Linked DNA regions of Homo sapiens: region 2 is linked to region 1. Evidence: read pairs that join two places in POLR2A ChIA-PET (ENCODE). Cell type or tissue: PC-9. All regions are shown on one strand. Each heading gives the region's core, and the rest is flanking DNA. Links, peaks and the distances in the headings are about the cores only.

What was found. Peaks named below come from ENCODE experiments on the same cell type or tissue, not always from the same donor. Only the 100,000 strongest peaks of a DNase experiment are listed, where the experiment ranks them.
Region 2: POLR2A ChIA-PET joins it to region 1 with 19 read pairs; 3 of 35 experiments call an interaction of 5 or more read pairs at or near these places.

Annotation. Positions count from the first base shown.
Region 1 is chr6:139,965,799-139,975,427 of GRCh38, reverse strand. No RefSeq gene overlaps it. Among named protein-coding and RNA genes, the nearest start is that of LINC02941, 5.7 kb to the left of the region's middle. In PC-9, for the core only: no CTCF peak of the experiment used is centred there; a DNase peak (open chromatin) is centred at 4,757; H3K27ac peaks cover 592 bases.
Region 2 is chr6:140,458,112-140,467,740 of GRCh38, reverse strand. No RefSeq gene overlaps it. Among named protein-coding and RNA genes, the nearest start is that of MIR4465, 220 kb to the left of the region's middle. In PC-9, for the core only: no CTCF peak of the experiment used is centred there; a DNase peak (open chromatin) is centred at 4,790; H3K4me3 peaks cover 834 bases; H3K27ac peaks cover 4,093 bases.

The sequences.
Region 1 (9,629 bases), core at 881-8,880:
GTGGACATAAAGAATTTATAAGAGAAAAGTCAATAATGTCTTACCATGTAAGCACATCTGAAATACTGATATGATTTCAGCATTAAGTAAACACTAAAGCAAATTTGGTGACTAGTTGTATGTGTGATACACATATACATATGCATGTATGTATACCATTTAAAAAGAAACACCAAAAAAGTTTAAAATACACTGATTTTATGACAGCTGAAGAGCTAATTGTTGCTTTCCACTATTAAAACTTGGTAAATACCAATAGGAGAGGAATTGCTCAGCTTTAGGAAGGGGTAATTAGGTTTAATGGAACCAGTTGAGAAGAGGAACATTAAGCCTGTTGGGAAAAATTTCCTCCCAATGAAAACTATTAGATAATGGAATCACTTTCCAAGAGAAATGCCTGAAATCCTATCACTGAGGATATTTAGGATTCAGCTGGACATTACAAGACATTCCATGTCTCAGACTTTATGCCCTTTTATGTCCAAAATATGTTAGTATTTTATTTGATGAAATATATTCCAATCCTTTCTTCAGGACTACATATATAAAGAGACTGTATATGTGTATAAATATGCATATATAGTATAAATACATACATATATGTACTATATTTAGACTGTATATGTACAGTCCAAATATACACATAAATACACATATACATATACATACGTACTAAATATACATATACATATGTACTATACATATGTAGTCTAAATATAGTACATATGTGTATATGTGTATGTAGAGAGAGATAGGTAGATAGGCAGGTAGGTAGATTAATTGATAAATAGATAAATAGATATAAGGGAGAGAAACAGAAAAAGAATCTTAAGATTCAAGGTTCTTTTCTGTTTGTTTTTAAACTTGCAGGTTACAAATGAAAACACTAAAAACTGTGATTGATGAACAATAAAGAAATATACTCAGATAACAAGCACCTCCCTTTTTCTTGTTATACTAATTTCACCCTCAAGAGTCAGAAGCAACCAGGTTTGCATTTATTTTCAGTTAGTACTGGTTGCTTCTGAGAATAAGCCCAACTATTAATCTGAAATTCCAATAAAAGCACCAAAAAAAAAAAACCTCAGATGACAAAAATTAAAAATGTTCAGACTCTTAGTGAGAATTTAAGGTTCAATGACTTATCTAACTTTTTCTTGTAAAAAGAACAATCACTTTCAGAAAACCTATGCCCGCATGGAATGATGCATCCACTTCCTCCTAAACATAGATCACATTATCAGTGTTGCCAAATATATCAACAACAGCCTGACTGTTGAACACCATGTTTATCTAATGGACCATAACAGACAGCGAGAACAAGCACAGTTGGAGACAGCAATCTCTAAAAGTATTTCCAAACCAGCATCATTCTTTATTTTTTTTCTTTCCTTTTTCAATTAAGGGAAAGGGAGTTATTAAGCAAGACATACAAAAGCACTGTTAGGATAGCTCCACTGAAACCATTTCTTTCTGCTAAAATGTAAAATAATTCTGGAGGGTCACATTTTTATGTATTCACATGAGAACTAGGACAGAGAAGAAGGAGGGCCGTGGAGTCAAGTTTACACTGGACACCTAATCAAATCTGTTGTGAATTGCATAGAGAAAATTCCTAAGGACTCCAGAGATAAATTCTCAACTTTTCCCCTGTGCAGAGTGAAACAGTTCAAAGCTGAGGATCAGGATGGGACTGAGAGGGATTTTATTTAAATACTTGTGAGAAAAATAATGCAATTATTCAAAATGTTTAACATGATTTAATTTCAGGAATGAGACAAATTTGTTATAAAATGTTGAGAAAATACGGGTAAGTCAAAAGGAGAAAATAAACCACATATAATCCAATAATGCAGAGATAAGTGCTATTAAAATTTTGGTTTATATTTTCCCAATCTGATATGTCCTGAAACAGGTATTTTAAAAACAAAATAGAATATTTTGTATAATTTTGTGTAGTAATATTTTTCAATACATATCATATTCTGCACATTTTTCATAACAATATTTTTCTATAACACCGTTTAAATTGCTATTTGATACTCTGTTACATCAAGGCCCTCTATTTATTTTTCCAGCCCCATAGTGTTGTTACCAAACCTTTGCTATTATTAATAGTTCTGTGATATGTACTCTTACATTGTACTTTTATATGTGACCATAAATATTTCCTTAGAATAACTTACTTGAAGTGTGTCATAAAATGAACAAAACTCCAAGACTTTGTAACAGAGTGAAAATGCCCTTTATAATGTTTGTAATAATTTTCCTCTCTGCCCACAACAATGTTTATTGTGGTTTTGACAGAGTACCTTTTGTGTATTTGTTTTTGTTTACTTGAACCTATCAATCTTCTTTTATGGTTGCCTTCATAAGTTAACATTAAGAAAATTGTCACTATCTAAGATTAAATAAGTAATATATAAATAAGCTATATAAATCAAAAAAATTAAAAGATGAACATTTATTTTCTTCAAGTGGCTTTATACATCTTTTTAAAATATATAATATTTGCATCGTTATTTATTTATAATTTATGTTGATAAATAGTATAAAACAAAATAAGTTGTTACCGAACTTTCTCAATACATTTGTTAAATAAGCCATCTTGATTTGCTGATTTGATTTTATAGCACCGATTTGATGTGCTACCTCATGAAATTATTATATGCACACTATTCTTTATTTAGTTGAATCTGTAAAATTATTATAACCACTTCTTTCATGTGTCTCTAAAGAACCCAGGAGTCGCAATTATTTTACCTGTGCAGGAAGCAGTTAAAATTGATCAGCTTTTCATCATCTATGTCTATGTATTCTCAATTATTAAAAAAAAACTTTAAATATTAATCTTCCCTCAAAAATCTTAATCCATGAATAAGAAGAGTGTAGAAATCAGTAAATCATATCAAAAGGGTTTATGCAGCAACCACACTAGGGTGAGGAACCAAATTGCAAGAGAAAAATGTACTCTCATTTAAAGGACCAATAGGGTTTCCATTCTTCTTTTTTTGCTTCCTGTTCTTTCGTTACATTTCATTAAAAGCAGAGATTCTCAAAGAGGGGTCCCCAGACCAACAGCATCACATGGGAACTTGTTCGACAAAAATCATCCCAGACCTACTGAATCAACAATGGGGCCCAGAAGCTATGCTTTCACAAGTTTTCTATGTGATATTGATGCACACAAAAGCTTGATTTAAAAGAACTTTTTCAAGAAAGAATCTGAATAGAACCCACAGAAAATATTATGGTATCTGTGACATGATGGTACAACAAGCCTTTACTGAGAGATTTAATATAGACCTTTCTCCATTTGTCCTTTCCCTATTTATTATGTATGCATTCATTTATTAAACATTTTTTATATACCTCGATAAGGGCTGGAAGCTGAGTATGGACACTGAATAAAACAGATCACTTGCCCTCAAAATATTAGCAATTTATATATGGTTTTGTTCTACCTTGAAGGGAAAAGAAAACAAAAACTTATAACAGAAAAGAAAACTAGACTATTAGTTCTTTCATTTGTCAAGTTTTTTTTTTAAATACACATGGCTAGTTAAAATAAAGCCAAGTATTCTGCTTCTTAGAATATAAGCTTTTTTGTTGAAAAAACTTATGATAACATTCAAGATGAGAGCCTACAAAAATAGTACTAAAATGATCTTTAATTAAATTGCATATTACAGGGAGCGAGGTACGGAGTCATTATACTGAAACAATCAATCCAGAAAAAGCCCAAGGAAGGTGAAACTTTTGGAAAGAGTAGATAATTGACAATTTAAAGTTATAGTAATGACAGTGACAGATAACTGAGGCGTCATTGAAAAGGATCTCTCTGGAAGTGAAGAAGGACCACATGATGTATAAAAGATTGAGAAACAGCGACAATTTAGATTTGGGGAGTAGACGTAAGAAATGGAAGGAGAGAACAGGATGATTCTGAGTATTAGAAACTCAAGAAAAAGGCATAACCACAACCTTTTTTAAAGATGAGGACCAGGACTAACTAACTGACACGTTTGCTTTGTGCTAATTATGTTAAATCATTAGTTTCTCTCCTCTAAGCCTGTGCCTCTTTCCACAGTGAGCAAAGCAATCATTTGTCCTAACATCAAATCTCTTCCTCTTTAGGCTCAGCTCAGGACATACTTTCCCTGACAAACCCCTTCCCCATGCTGACTACACAATTCTTCACCTGGTGTCTTATTCAAACTCTTACGATAATTACAGGAGACCCAGTGCAATTTTAATAGCCCGATCCAGATTTATGAATGACATAGTGAGATAAATCAACTCAGCTTGCCCCAAAGGGTAGGTAGTAATGCAGAATGATACAGAAAAAAAAAAAAAAAAAAGGTCTCTAGAATGTTCAATGGGATACTTGCAGCAGGGTATTTTCCACTCTTAGGGAAAAAAAAGCTCTCCACCGCTAATGTCTGATCACACTCCCATATCAGCCAGTATTTGTTCTCTTCACCTAGACAACTTCTCATTCTTCAGAAAGAAATTTAAGCGTCATTTCCTCCATGAAGCTCATTCTAATTTGCTTGGACTATTCAAATTTTCCTGTGAGAGGTTCTTATTGCTTTTGGATCCCTCTTCACAAAACTGACCACAATTATAACTTTACATATATTTATGTGATTAAAGTTCACTTACTTCCCCTTTCTACATCTATTTTTTTCTTTTTTGAATCAGAACCTAAGGTACTGTCTAACACATGGCAGCTGCTTACAAATTCTTTAAATACTTGTTGAATGAATAAATGACTATTCACATCCTTGAACAAGTAAAGCAACCTCCCATTCCTGACTTTTAAGGTCTCTTTTACTATTGTTTTCTCTGTCTAGAATATTCCTCTCTTGAAATCCATATCTTGTTCCCACAGTGCCATCAGCAACATTTGTCAAATTATCAATAGAGGTCTTTCATCCTGGTTTTTTTTTAATTTTAAGTTCTGGGGTGCATGCGCAGGATGTGCAAGTTTGTTACATAGGTAAACATGTGCCATGGTGGTTTGCTGCATCTATCAACCCATCACCTAGGTATTAAGCTCAGTATGCATTAGCTACTTTTCCTGATGCTCTCCCCAACCCACCCTCTCCCAACAGGTCCCAGTGTGTGTTGTTCCCCTCCCTGTGTCCATGAGTTCTCATTTTTCAGCTCCCTCTTATAAGTGAGAACATGTGGGACTTGGTTTTCTGTTCCTGTGTTAGTTTGCTGAGAAAACAGCTTTCAGCTCCATCCATGTCACTGCAAAGGACATGATCTCATTCGTTTTTATGGCTACATAGTATTCCATGGTGTATATGTACCACATTTTCTTTAGCCAGTCTGTCATTGATGGGCATCCTGTTATTTTAATACAAAAAGCCACTTTTCTTTCTCATAAGTTCTTACATATTCCCATTTACTATTTGTTTTCTCCCCAACAGAATAAACTTCTATGAGAATAAATACTGACTCCTTCATTTACTACTGTATTTCCAGCATTGTACTGTGTTTGAAGGAGTGAAAAAGGAAATTTCTACCTCTCCTGTGTTAGAGTAACTGAAGGAGACCGTCACGGGACTGAGGTGCACCAGAATTTACCAAACTGATTGTAGTAGCCACAAGATAAGGATACTGTCTATTTTATGTGGTTCAGACTTGGAGTAACAAGAAGTGGAGCAGCAGGGAGAAGAAAAGGGAGGTGCTGTTGTGTACAAACTTGAGGATGTGTTGTCTTTAGCCACTGTTACCAAAGCAGATGACATCTCAAGATTTTAGACACTGAATGGCATGAATGGACAAGGCAAAAAAAAAAAGGCTTTTTCAAGCATAAGCTAATAATTTAATGCTAATATATATTTTTCTGTTAAATTAATATAAATATAACTCTAGGCCAAGAGCCCTCGCAAGATACAGGTGATAATGGAAAAAGAACATTGCCTGGTCCCACATAGGTGGTAAATGCAGAGATACTCCACTCACCAAAGTGAGTTCATTGTAAGAGTTATAATCTCACCTCTTCATGACAATTGCCAGGATCTTATGAACGTTGTGTGCATTGTGATGTTTATTTTATTTCTCATTGCCCTCCATAATGGACCTTGCTGTGTTCCCCCAAAATTCATATGTTGAAGTCCTAACTCCCAATACCTCAGAATATTACTGTATTTAGAATGACCTATTTAGGGACATAAAGGTTAAATGAAATTACTGGAGAGGGCCCCAGTCCAGTTTGACTGGTTTCATAGGAAGAGGAGATTAGGACACAAACACACACAGAGGAAAGACCATGTGAACATACACAAAGAAGACGGCCATTTGCAAGCCAAAAAGAGAGACCTCAGAAGAAATCAATCATGCCGACACCTTGATCTCAGAATTCCAGGCTCCAAAACCATAAGAAAAAAAATTCTGCTGTTTAAGTCACTCAGTCTATGGTATTTTGTTTTGGCAACCATAGCAAACTAATACACACTCTATTTTAAACAGTTTTAATTTATACTTACAAACTTAGTAAAATGCATAATGCCCGAAAGGCCTATTTGCTGATTTATTGAATGAGAATGGAAAAAATAGTTAAATTTAGAATAGATATCAGCAAATATTAACCACAACGTGAAATAGACAAAGTGTTTAGAAGATATTTACTGGTGATATATTTGCCTGAGAAGAAACCCCTATCATTAGGACAATGGTTCTCCAAGGAAGTATATAGATTGCACTTCATGTACACTGATACCTGAGAGTACATAATTTACACATACTGATAAATGAGAAAATACAACTGGAAAGAGAGATAAAAGAAGTATGTCCCCAAAGAAGTGACAAGCAGTGGAGATTTGGGAAGATACAGGTGTCAAAAAATAGATTATTTTTGGAGGAGTGGGAAGGAGCAGGAGATCATGAAAATGACAATGAAGAAAAGACCTATGGAAATGATAGCAAAATGAGTCTAAAATGTAAAGCAGAGGCAGAAGAGCAAAGAAAAAAGATGATTATTAGCATCACTGACCCATGGGCAAGGGCCCTAAAACTTTTTAAGGGTCATTAGGAATATCTGAAGTTCGCACATAAAATGCATTGAACACAAACATGAAAAGAAAACTGGAAAACCAAATTTTAAGATACATAGGGTTTACAAATTATGTCCTCTAGTCAACTGTATTTTATAAGTATACGGCAGTTATGTATCAGTTTTATATTACGTGGGGGAAAAGAACATTTAACATGCTCGGTATGATTCATGTGGGCGTGTAAGAGAGTCAAGGATCTTAGAAGTTTTTTTAAATTGCCCCAGAAAAAGGTGACAAAGCAATGTAGAGGAGAAGGAGGATATGGTAAAGACAGTATGACTTTATGTAAGGTATGGAATTGTGAGCTTTTTAGCAATTTTTATTGGTACCGTCAGACAGTTGTTCCTAGAAGAAAACATTGAGGGAAGTAATAATCAGTGCTGAAAACTCAGACATCATGTTTTGTCTTACTTTTTGGCATTATGGTTGCTAAATTATAATGCAAAAGCATATTCTTGCATTAGCAATCCAGTTTTTCAAAAAGCACATGGTTATGTCTAAATGATAGCAGGTAAACATTAATTGAACACACTCAGTGAAAGAAATATGCCATCAGAGGAAAAAGCATCATTTACCAATTGCTTGGCATTATGAAGAGAACTTTTTTTCTTACTTTTTCAAGAGATTGAATCACCACTTCCTTTAGAAATGACCTAATAAAACATATTTGGTTGCTCACATCAATATGAATCCATTGCTCAGTCAAACATGGCCACTGTTGACCATTAAAAAACAGTGTTTCTGGGGAATGCAAATAAGCAGTTATGTTAGTATCTTCAGAGAAACTTCTATAACAGTTCAAATAGAATACAAGTCTATTGATTAACACTTAATTAAAAAGATAAAGCAACCCAGTGTGATTTCACACTTGAAAGAAGAATTATGACAACTTAATTTAATGCCAAAATATGGAGTTTTATTTTAATGGAATAGTATGGGAATTTTAGGGAGGGTATAACAAATAATAAAAATCAGGATGTTTATCATATTGATAGGGCATAATAAATTTTTACAACATTCTGCCAGCATGTGAAACCTGAAAATAAATTTGACTAGAAGATAAAAAAGCCTGAGTTTCAGTTCTCAGAAGAGGGAAATTGATTGTTTAAGCCATAAAAATTAAAACCATATCTTAAATTTTCCACCATTACAGATTCTAAGGCCTAGAAGTATACATTTTCTAATGTGTACAGGTACATCTCTTATGCAGTCAGACTAAGTAAATCCAGTATGCTAAGTACTTCACACAATATGTGTAGATGGTGAATTTTGCAGTTATAGAGTTCAATTATTAAACAAACAACTGGTCTCCTTTCTTGAAACTAAAACTATCATTCGGTATAAATCTATTACTATACTTTAAGTACAAGTATCATTGCATTCCATCAATATAAAAGAGATTAACCAGTATGCTCTGATTCACACACAAGCATTTCTGGGATCTGAGAATATGGGAAATAAACCTTCACTGTTAATGTGGGCAATATTGCTAAGAGGTAACAATACCCACCATACTTAATTATACTTTGAGCTTTGCATTTTTAAGCAGTGAATTTTAAAATAATAAACATAACCAATGTACACATGTCAAGCCTAAAACTCAGTTCTATTTCAGCAATTATACAGGCTGAAATTTATCCTTTTATATGCCTATTTCTGGTATCATAGTGAGAGCACGGGGCTGGACATTCAAATGCAAAGCTATTGTCCAAACCTGTTGATTTAGAAGCTCAAGAATTCTAACTAGTCATTTAACTCCTCAGAGCTGATTCCTTCATCTGTAAAATAGATATAATTGTACTTACTTGCCATAACCTCACAACAAGATAGGAGAAGCAGAATACAATAGCAGGTATCACAAGTAAAAACTTTGAATCAAATACTAACTAGATGCTCCTAATGGACATATCACATTGGGTAAATGATTTCATCTCATTGGGCCTTGCTTATGAAATAACAAGAACAGTAGTAATAGCATCACACATGTGTATAGCATGAACTACATGCCAGGGAGTGTTGCATGTGCTTCAAATATATTAACCCATCAAATACCCAACATGCATGTGAAAGCTATACTTCATTGCCTAGTAGATTTCAGTCTGTTGAACAAAAGTTGGATAAATAAAACTGAAATATGATTTGAAATACAAGATTTTGGCATTATTTCTGTGTAAGATAAATACCTAAGTGTCTTTATAAGGAAAGGTAGAAAAAGAGTTAAATTTCTGTATAGGTGGAAAAAATGTGAAAGGATATTTTATGTTTCTAATTTTCATTAAAAAATAAATTAAGAGCAAAAATATATGAACAAGAAAATACAAAAATGGGCTACTCAGAAATATGTGGAACAGTCCAGCTGTTAGAATTTGCTATTAAACTTGACCTAAAGTAATAAAACAAAGCTTTACATATATGCTTACAGAAGCCTTCGAGTTAAGGGTTCCATTCTAACATTTGTATTTAGTGATGTCTGGTTGCTAATTAGTTAAAGACACTCTGGAAGTGGGCAGTTCACTGCAGGGTAAATTGTATACTAATAACCTAGGGAGAACCATGATC
Region 2 (9,629 bases), core at 842-8,841, 490 kb before region 1:
ACACATGTATTTAAAAATACATGCAAAGAAAACTGATAGAAATCAAAGGATAAGTAGACAAATACATAATTATAGTTAAGATTTTAATATACCTCTCTCAGGAACTAATAAAGCACACAGAATAAAATTAATGTAGAAAAGAAACACCTAGAAAGCACTATCAAAGGGCAGACTTAATTGACATTTATATGGCATCCACCCTCAAATAGCAAAATACACATCCTTTTCCTTGTGAATGTAATATTTACCCAAACCAGTCATTTTCTGGTCATAAATCAAATTCCAATAAATTTAAATAATTTGAATAATAGAAAGTATGTTTTTGGTTGCAACAAAAGTAAATTAGAAAGTATTAGTAAAAATAGACATTTTATTGGCCTCAAAATTTTACTTTCCCCAAAATTGGCAAGTGGAGAAGACCTGTGGTTACTGCCCCAGCCCAACTCCAGCACTACCCTCATAGAACAGAAACATCATTCTGAAAAAAACAGGCCTCTGTCCCTGCCCCAAGCAGTGGTGGAGTGTTGCAGAGATACTTGTTTTTCTTTTTGCAATGGGAGAAGCTAGCTATAAGAACAGAGAGATCCATAATTTTCCCTAAGGGGACTGACTTTATTTGGTAATTAAAGTGGGCTAGTTTAAGCCTATCAGTATTGTCAAAATAAAATGGAGACTTTGGTGGTGAGCAATTAAGAGGATGCAACAAACGAACATGCAACAGCACGTAGGAAGCACCATGATAGAAGCAAGCAAATTGGATAGACCAACTAGAAGTTTCAGAGAACCAAAAAATGTAGCTGTTAAAAGAGTTCTCCTGGGATTAGAGCAAGTTTCAGAGATGGGCCTCTAAGACTATCTCAGCAGAGGGGCAGTAGTTTAATTGGATTATACAGTGAGACAACTTATGCACAAAGACTTGACAAAACAATTGAGTAATTAGTTAGCAAGTAGTGGAGGCTCACAGCTATATGTAATACTAATAGAGGCATACCACCGAGTAGTTTAACAGGGATACCAGGTAAGACACTGTCAAAAAAAGCCTGTCATTTATAAGGCATTAGGGCCAGGGTTACTGAGTGCATGCCCAAAGTTGTACCCTCTGAAAGGTGATACTAGAAGCTAAAAACTTCAGAGGAAATAGACATAACTGAGCTAATCCAGAAAACTCACTAAACAAATAAACAGGCAAACAATAATAACAACAAGCCCCACAGGAATCAATATAGAGCTGCTGCAATATACTATCTAGAATGTCCAACTTTCGACAAATTACAAGATATCTAAAGAAAAAAAAATTGACTCGTACACATAGGACTAAAAGCAAGCATCAGAAATTGCCTGTATTAAGGTCCAGATTTTGGACTTAACAGGTAAATAAATCAAAGCAGCTATTACAAACATTTGAAAGACTGAAAGAAACCACATTTAAAGAATCAAAAGAAGGACTGATGACAGTATCTTATCAAATAGAGACACTGATAAAAATTGAAACTTTCAAAAATAATGAAATGGAATTTCTGGAGTTGAAAAGTGCAATAACCAAAATAAGAAATGCATTAGAGTGGCTCAGCAGTATATTAGAACTTGCAGATAAAAGAAATATGAAACTCCAAACTAGATACATACATAAAAATTATGTAATCTGAAGAACAGAGTGAAAAAAAGAAAGAAAAATGAACTGAGACTCAGAGAAATATGTGGGACAACAGTAAAGGCACAAACATGTAAATAATGAGAGTACCAAAAGAATAAGATAGAAAGAAGTAGAAAAAAAAATCAAAGAAATTACAGTGAGAAATGTCCCAGATTTGTTGACAACATTAATCCATAAACCCAACAAGTTCAGTAAACTCCAATTAGGATAAACAAAAGGAGGTCCATACCCAACATTTTATATTCAAATGTTTAAAGTCAAAAACAAAGACCTTGAAAGCAGTAAGAGACAATTCACTATGTACAAGGAAAACCAGTAAGATTAACAAGTGGCTTATCAGAGTCCATGAGTTAAAATGTAATCGTTAAACCAATATACATGTAATATAAGACTGGATTTTTTCAACAGAAACTTGCTATTAAAACCTAATCATATTTTGAAAGATACAAAGGAAAATAAGTTAAAAAAAAAGTTTTAAAATTATCAAATACAACCTAGATGTACATAAAAAAGAAAAAAAAAATCATCATGATTGAGTTTTTTATACCAGGAATACAAACATAGTTCAACATTTAAAAAATTCAGCAATGTAAACTATCACATTTATCAGAAGAAAAGAGAAAAAGAATAAGGTTATCTCATTTAAGAAAAACCACCAGAACTCCAGAACTATAAGAACTTTTTCTTTATAAATGACTCAGTCTCAGTTATTCTATTATAACAACAGTAAATAGACTAAGACATCCACTTTTCTAATTGCCATACTCTGAGTTTAAATTCCTATAAGAATTTGATTCAACAAGCTCATATTTTTAATAAAATGTTTGTGAATTAAAAAAAAACTTCTCCATCAAAATTAAATAGATTACTATAGAGCTTCTTTATACATTCTAAATCTACAGGAATAAAACATAATATGCAACTATCCTCCCAAATATTATAATTATAACACCCATTTTAACAGCATATTTCAGGGTTAGTGTTTAGTAATCAGTAACTGTTATGATTATTCAAAAACTTTTTCTTATTCAAATAAGGGAATTGATTGATATCGAAGGAAAAGATAAAATATAGTAAACATTTAGAGGAAATATAGCTGTACACACACTAGATAATCAGTAACCGGACTATGTGAAATTTAATAGAAGACAGTCCCTGAGTTCAGAATAGTATGTGATTTGAAGGTTGTCAGCAATATTTCGTAACAGCCAAGCAGAATTCAGGAATGAATAAAGTGTACACTGAAGAAAACCAATGTAATTTTCCCATTATACACAAACCTATTTAGACCATCACCTAACAGTCTTCTTCTCTGTGACTTAACATAGTTGGGTACAACATGAATAGGGTATCCAGGAGAGCAGTCAAATTGATACAAAGTCTAGATTGAAAGGTTTAGCTAAGGAAGTTTATAGTAATTATTTGGTCCCCAGTGACATTTCCAAGGATGGTGGTAGCAGACTTTGAGTGAGATTTTGAAGGACGGTGATAACAGGCTTCAAGGAAATGCAGGAATATTATTGTTCATATGCTGATGACCATTTCTGTTGATAAAAGAGCAAGGGAAAAAAGTCTAAGGGTATGGCAGGAAGAACTTAGATTAGATGATGCAGAATGAAGATTACTCATGAAATGCCATTTTCTGGGATATCAAGATAATGCATATTATGATATCTAAAACTGATTATGGTAATGCTGCCATGAAACAAAGGAAGAAAATTAACAATTTTCTGAGGTCATTTCAAGTTCTGAAGAAAATATATGAGTGTTCACGTGTGTCTTCATAAATATTCATATTCCATATATATGTAAATATATAGTATACTTACTGAAAACCTTATTTAACATAAAAATTATTCTTCTAAATTTTAATGTAAGGATGTTATATTTAAAAATTAAACTGAATTTCTGATGACAGGGTATTAAGCTCTAAAATATATCTTATGACATTATTGCCCTTATGGCAAAAAAGAAAGAAAATATGCCCTCATTGCTGTTAAGGAAAGTATGTTCATTACCAGTGACTTCCCAGAAGAGAGTAACCATTTCTGATTTTGTTTTTCCTTTCCATTATAGTATCTAGTTAAAATGGTGCAAGTAATATATAAATTTGTTTCTGTTATAATCCTTGTGAATCATTTTAGATCTTTATTACGGTATAATTCTTTCATTTACTTTAAACAGAATGTTTAAATTGTCTTCAGCAGTGTCATTTCCAATAAACTGAAGAACTCCAATTCTAAAAATTTTAAAGAGTCAATTTCACTATTTTAAAAAGCCATACTCTCTGTCCTGCTTTCCCCCACATGGAAGACATGGAAAATCATTAGCAATGTTACTGTTTATTTGCAATCCTACAATTTTTTAGTGCATTCTACTTTACCTCAAAACTGAACCTCAGTTTTCAATCACTGAGTAATACATATGTAGAGAGATTCATTCTGTTGCTAAGGACATAATCCAATCAGTGTAATGATTTTTGAGAAAGAAGTAAGCTAGTTTTGTTTACATCTCACTTCCATAGAGCATAAAATAGCAGAGGACTTTCCGGGTAGATGAACACCCTGGAGGTACTAGAGTGGGATGCAGCAGGCAGGACAGGCTGGGTTCACCGCATAAAGAGAAAAGTCTGTCTTAATTTGTACTTTCCCCTCAGGCTTCAAATCCATTTAAAAAATGGACTGAAGCAATAACAAAAGGGATTTGCACCCCAATAAAATCACCCCTTTGAATGACAGCTTGGCTGCTTAGGGAAAATTTACCATAATTCAACTGATTCTATAATGAGGGAGAAGCAAATGTAAACTCAACTACCTGGACCCAGCCATTGAACTTAGATAATTATTTCCCAATCAAAAAAGAACATCCTGTTTTTCTTTGGCATGCTCTGGTGTCTGTTAGTTTTGCTTTTTATAGCTTTAGTTGAAATTTCATAATCACAGAGTTCAAATACAGAACACATTTGAGTCAGTTCTCTGGAACAATATCATTCCCTTAGAGCTCTCCTTTTTCAAAAGAAACAACAACAACAAAAATTCCCAGGCCTTTATTAGACTCTGTGCTTCCCCTGTTCCTGTGTATAAAACTCTCTGCTCTAAGGATCTATGCTATTAAAGCAAAGCCCGAGGCTAAATTCAACAGGGAAGTGAGTGGAAGGAGCAGGTGAGCTCACCTAGATTACCGGTTTAGCAAGTTTACTGGAGAATTTAAAGGGAAAAAAAAGTAGAAGGAAAAACACTTGGGATTCAGCAAAAGCCAAAATGAGTTAGGACCAAATCTGTTGTGAAGGGATGTGTATTTTTAAAGGAAATGTAGTCCATGTTTCTGACTCACTTACAATGACCTTATCAAAATGTCATGTAATGAAAGTTATTTAGGGTCCAATAATCCTTTTGAGCATCTAAATAGCATTTCAAAACATTTTTTTCTAGTTTGATTACAAATGAACTCAAATTCCAAAAATTCCATCAAGGTCAGTAAAATTCTCAAGAGTCATCATATTGAAACAGAATTTAAATGCTGCAATTTTTTCTTTCTATCCTGAGTCATTAAAATGGTTATGGGATGTTTAATTCAGTTGGAGACTTTGGATTGCATAATTATAGACAATCAAACGAAAATCAAGAAAAAGCTCCTAGGAATAGACTTTTTTAAGTGATTTTGCACATTTATTATTCATTGTAAAAAGCTTACCAAAAAGTCTTCTAACTTTCTTTCTCTACAACATAATAGTAGTTTCCTAATGTTTCCCTGGGAATTAGAAGGAGTTTGGCATAAGATACTCTAATGTTGTACTGAAGTCCTAAAGTTCACACATTTTCATGTTCTAGATCATTTATATTAGTCTGCTGAGAAACACAGAAGGTCAGAGATGGAGGTTATTGTGATAATTTAGTCCAAACCCTGAGCACTGAAATGGGAAATTGCAATTTTCTGCCCAAGGGGACATTAATATTTGGTGGCAGAACTAGTCTGTACTGACTAAAAGATTTCCCAAATACTTCCTAAACTACTGAACGCATAACTTTCTGTAACATGTTCTTTTTTTTTTTTTTTTTTTTTTGGTGAGATGGAGTCTTGCTCTGTCGCCTAGGCTGGAGTGCAGTGGGTGCAGTGACAATTGTGACACTGAAACCTCTGCCTTCCAGGTTCAAATGATTCTCTTACCTCAGCCTCCTGAGTAGCTGGGATTACAGGTGCCTGCCACCATGCCCGGCTTATTTTTGCATTTTTAATGGAGATGGGGTTTCACCATGTTGGTCAGGCTGGTCTCAAACTCCTGACCTCAGATGATCCACCCGCCTCGGCCTCCCAAAGTGCTGGGATTACAGGTGTGAGCCACCATGCCTGGCCTCATTTCTCTTTTTGAGGATTGTAAAAATCTGCTGACAGCATGGCCAATAATCTAGGGTGACTGTCTAGCCCACAACATGACTATGTCTTGCTTAGACTACTATAATTTTCTTACAACAGCTTCTTTGCCTCACTCCTGCTTCTCTGCAGTCTGTTGTCCACTCAGCAGTAAGAGTGACCCTATAGATCTTTTTATTCCCCTGTTTAAAACCACTCATCAACCATTAACTGGTTTTCCAACACATTTTGACTAAAGTCGTCATTCTGACCTGCAATATCTTGTAATGATCTAGATCTTGGTACATTAACTGATACCCTATCACTTTATCACTTGCTGACAGTGCTCTCATCATACTGCTCCTCTTCACGTTCCCAGAGTAACCAATCACATTTGAACTTGTGCTCCTTTTGCATGAAATAATATTCCCTCAGATATCCACATGACCCACTTTCATTCACATCTCTGCTCAATGTCACCTCCCCGGAGAGATGTTTCCTCTTTTTCCTACCTAAAAAACATTTCCTTACTCTCTCTGCCGTTGTTTTGTCTATTTTTTCTTTCTGGAACTCAACACTGTCTGATAGCATATCTACATCTTTTTTACTATTGGTGTATTATCTATCTTAGTTACTAAAATATGAATATATGAAGAAAGAGACATTTTCCCCTAGCACATTGAACAGATTTCTGGGAGAGACTGATGCTCTGATGGTATATGGTTCCAATCTCAACAACTCCATTATCATGTTTCTTTAGTTAGCTTTGTAAGTTTATTAACTTTCAAATTCTGTTACACAAAATATCTTGTGGCAATGTATGTATTAGTCATTATCAAAAAGAGCTACAGTTGCTCCTCAGATCTCTAGCAATTGGGGGCAGTGCCGTTAACCTTGAAAAGCAGAGGATTTCTAGGCTCTGAGTGCATAATTGTAATGATTTTTGGTTAGTTAACCCAGAAGACACAAACGATCAAACTGCAAAACAGTAAGACAAGGTGTTTATTGGGGTCTTAGGAACTGCAATTTGAGAGACGCAGTTCAGCTAGATGCCAAATCAAGTTTTGAAGAGAGAAAGGGGAATAGGGATTTTTTAAAAGGATGCCAATAATAATTACACAAGTTGTTTTGAAAGAAATGTCGTTGGTGGAGGTGGCTGGCTTAGTATATAAGTCCATAGTTCATTGGTTGTCACTTTTCAGGAGTTGCACTGCTGGTAAAATTTAGCTGTTCCAGAATGTTGTGATCATGGCCATTTGGCCCAGTTCAGAGGTTCAAGTCAAGTCCTTCATTTGCAAGTCCATAGGTCAAGCAGGAAGTCCTTCTCAGAATGGTTATCTGAAAGCCTTTTAGAGCTCTGAACCAGAGTGATGTCATTTGGTATATCACATTTCACAGGTATCACAAAAGGTTAAGAGAGAAAAATGGGAGTAATGATGGAGATGTCATGCTATCAAAAGAAGACTCTCATGCAATAATTCATTTCTATTATATATTTTTCTTCAGTTAACTGTCTAATAACATATTGGATTGAAAACCAGGGCTTAATCTGGTTATAAATCTACTCCTATTAAGGCAAAATGGCAGGGTACATTCAAAGATGAATAAGAATAGTTGCTGGTTTTGTTGAAATGTTAGTGACATAAAAATAATTATGCTTGAAAAAGATATACATAGGCTATTAAAATCCAATAACTTTATTAATAAGAAATAGAAAATCATGGGATATACTTCAAATGCTTAGCAGAAATACACATCCACAAAAGATACTTGCCATTGCCATTGCATTGTCTTAAGATTTTTACAGTCCCCATCATTCTTCGTCACTTATGTATCAGTCATCTTTACTGTTTAGTTCAAAAATGATGATAGAAAAGACAACTACTAAAGTAGGAAGAATCTAATTCTAAGTTGTCTCTAGCATCAGAATGGTTATTTGTGGGGTTGGAAAAGACTGTAGGTGATACCCATACCATGTAAACATACACGATAGAGAAAAGGGGAATTCAATAGTAATCAGTTCATTATCCATCCACATTCAAAAGTTGTAAGGCCACACTCTTTACAAGACCTAACTCCTCAGTAGCAACAAGAGTGTTTGAATTGATCTTTACACTGATCATATTGGAAGTCTAAATTTTCCATCCTTCCTTTAAGCCATAACACATGGGGGGAAAAAACTACAAAGATGTGGCTTAACCAGTTTCAATAACATTTACCTATGGGATATTAGCATACAAAATCACCAGTAAAGAGCAGCTGGATGTCAGCCAGCTACCAGTTTGGAAGCAATGCCGACAGCCATTCGCTTTTGTGAGTCTAGACATGTGGAATTGATGGATGATGGCAGTACACTTGCACAGCTGGGCATACAGGAAGCTAAAACAAGGCTGATCAAAGAACAGAAGATCTGCCTTAAGAATACCCAGAAGTACAACTTGCAATCAAACTCTGAATTTCTGGAAAACATAAAGAGCAAAACAAATTAATATATGAAAGAATAATCACAAAGAAGTCTGGGTGAGCCAAGTTACACACAACTGAGTATCAAACACAGAACATTATCAACTTAGAAAAGAACAGTAATGTACCATCCATGCCTAACCGAAGCAACCTCACAATAAGTCACTGAAGCCTCCTCACGTAGGTTGGTAAATTAATCAAAACCTTCCAGTTGTACCCCGGTGCAGCCAAGGCTGATTATTAGAAATGGAACAGTAAAGTTAACAGTAGGACTGGGAGAAAATATATTATAATGGCAAAAATTATTTGTTTTGTTTGTGTTTTTTTAAATATCAGTCTTTTATATGTTCAACATGCAAGATTGGCCTCAACAGGCTAAACTTATCATGAAAATGTTGAATTCCGTATTTCTAATGTAACTGCTGTTCTCTGAACTAAGGCAAACAGCTGCTGAAGGTAAGAATCATGTTTGGAAGTTATATTCTTAATAACAATATTTTAAAAGTGAAATCTTTTCTAGAACATTTTGAGAGAAATACATAAGTAGTTTGTGTATTTACATACGGTGTTGTAAAATAATAAACTATATGGAAGCCACTGAAAGTCACTTTGGAAACTGTAGATATAAGGGATCAAAACTAACAATTTAAACATGTATAAATCGGTCTGCACTGAACAAAACTAGAAATAGATGGCACACTCAAATGAGGTAATTGAGAAATTTTGATGAATGAGGCTATATAGAACATTGTAGATAGGCTTAAGGGAAACCTATAAGAAGGGAAACCAGTAAGAAATGGGGTTTACAACAATAGAAGCACTTAGCATACTTGGCTTGAAAGGAAAAGGTAAAGAACAATTACTGGAATCCAGCAAAAGCATCTGTTTGAAGAGAGCTCCCAAAACCCAACCAACCAGAGCTGTGACATTAGGTACAGAGATACAAACACTATGCAGCAACTGACAGAGAGCAGACCATGGGAATAAATACATGAACATCATTCTCTTCCCATCCTCTAATATCCTGCCAGTATTTCTCATTCATTGGCAAGAGAGTACCTTGATGCCAGACTCACAGGATCACCTCCCTTTCCCAGGGCAGAGAGATGAATGGAAAAGAACAAAGAAGGAATTTGTAAGCACCAACAGAAGGCATATAGCA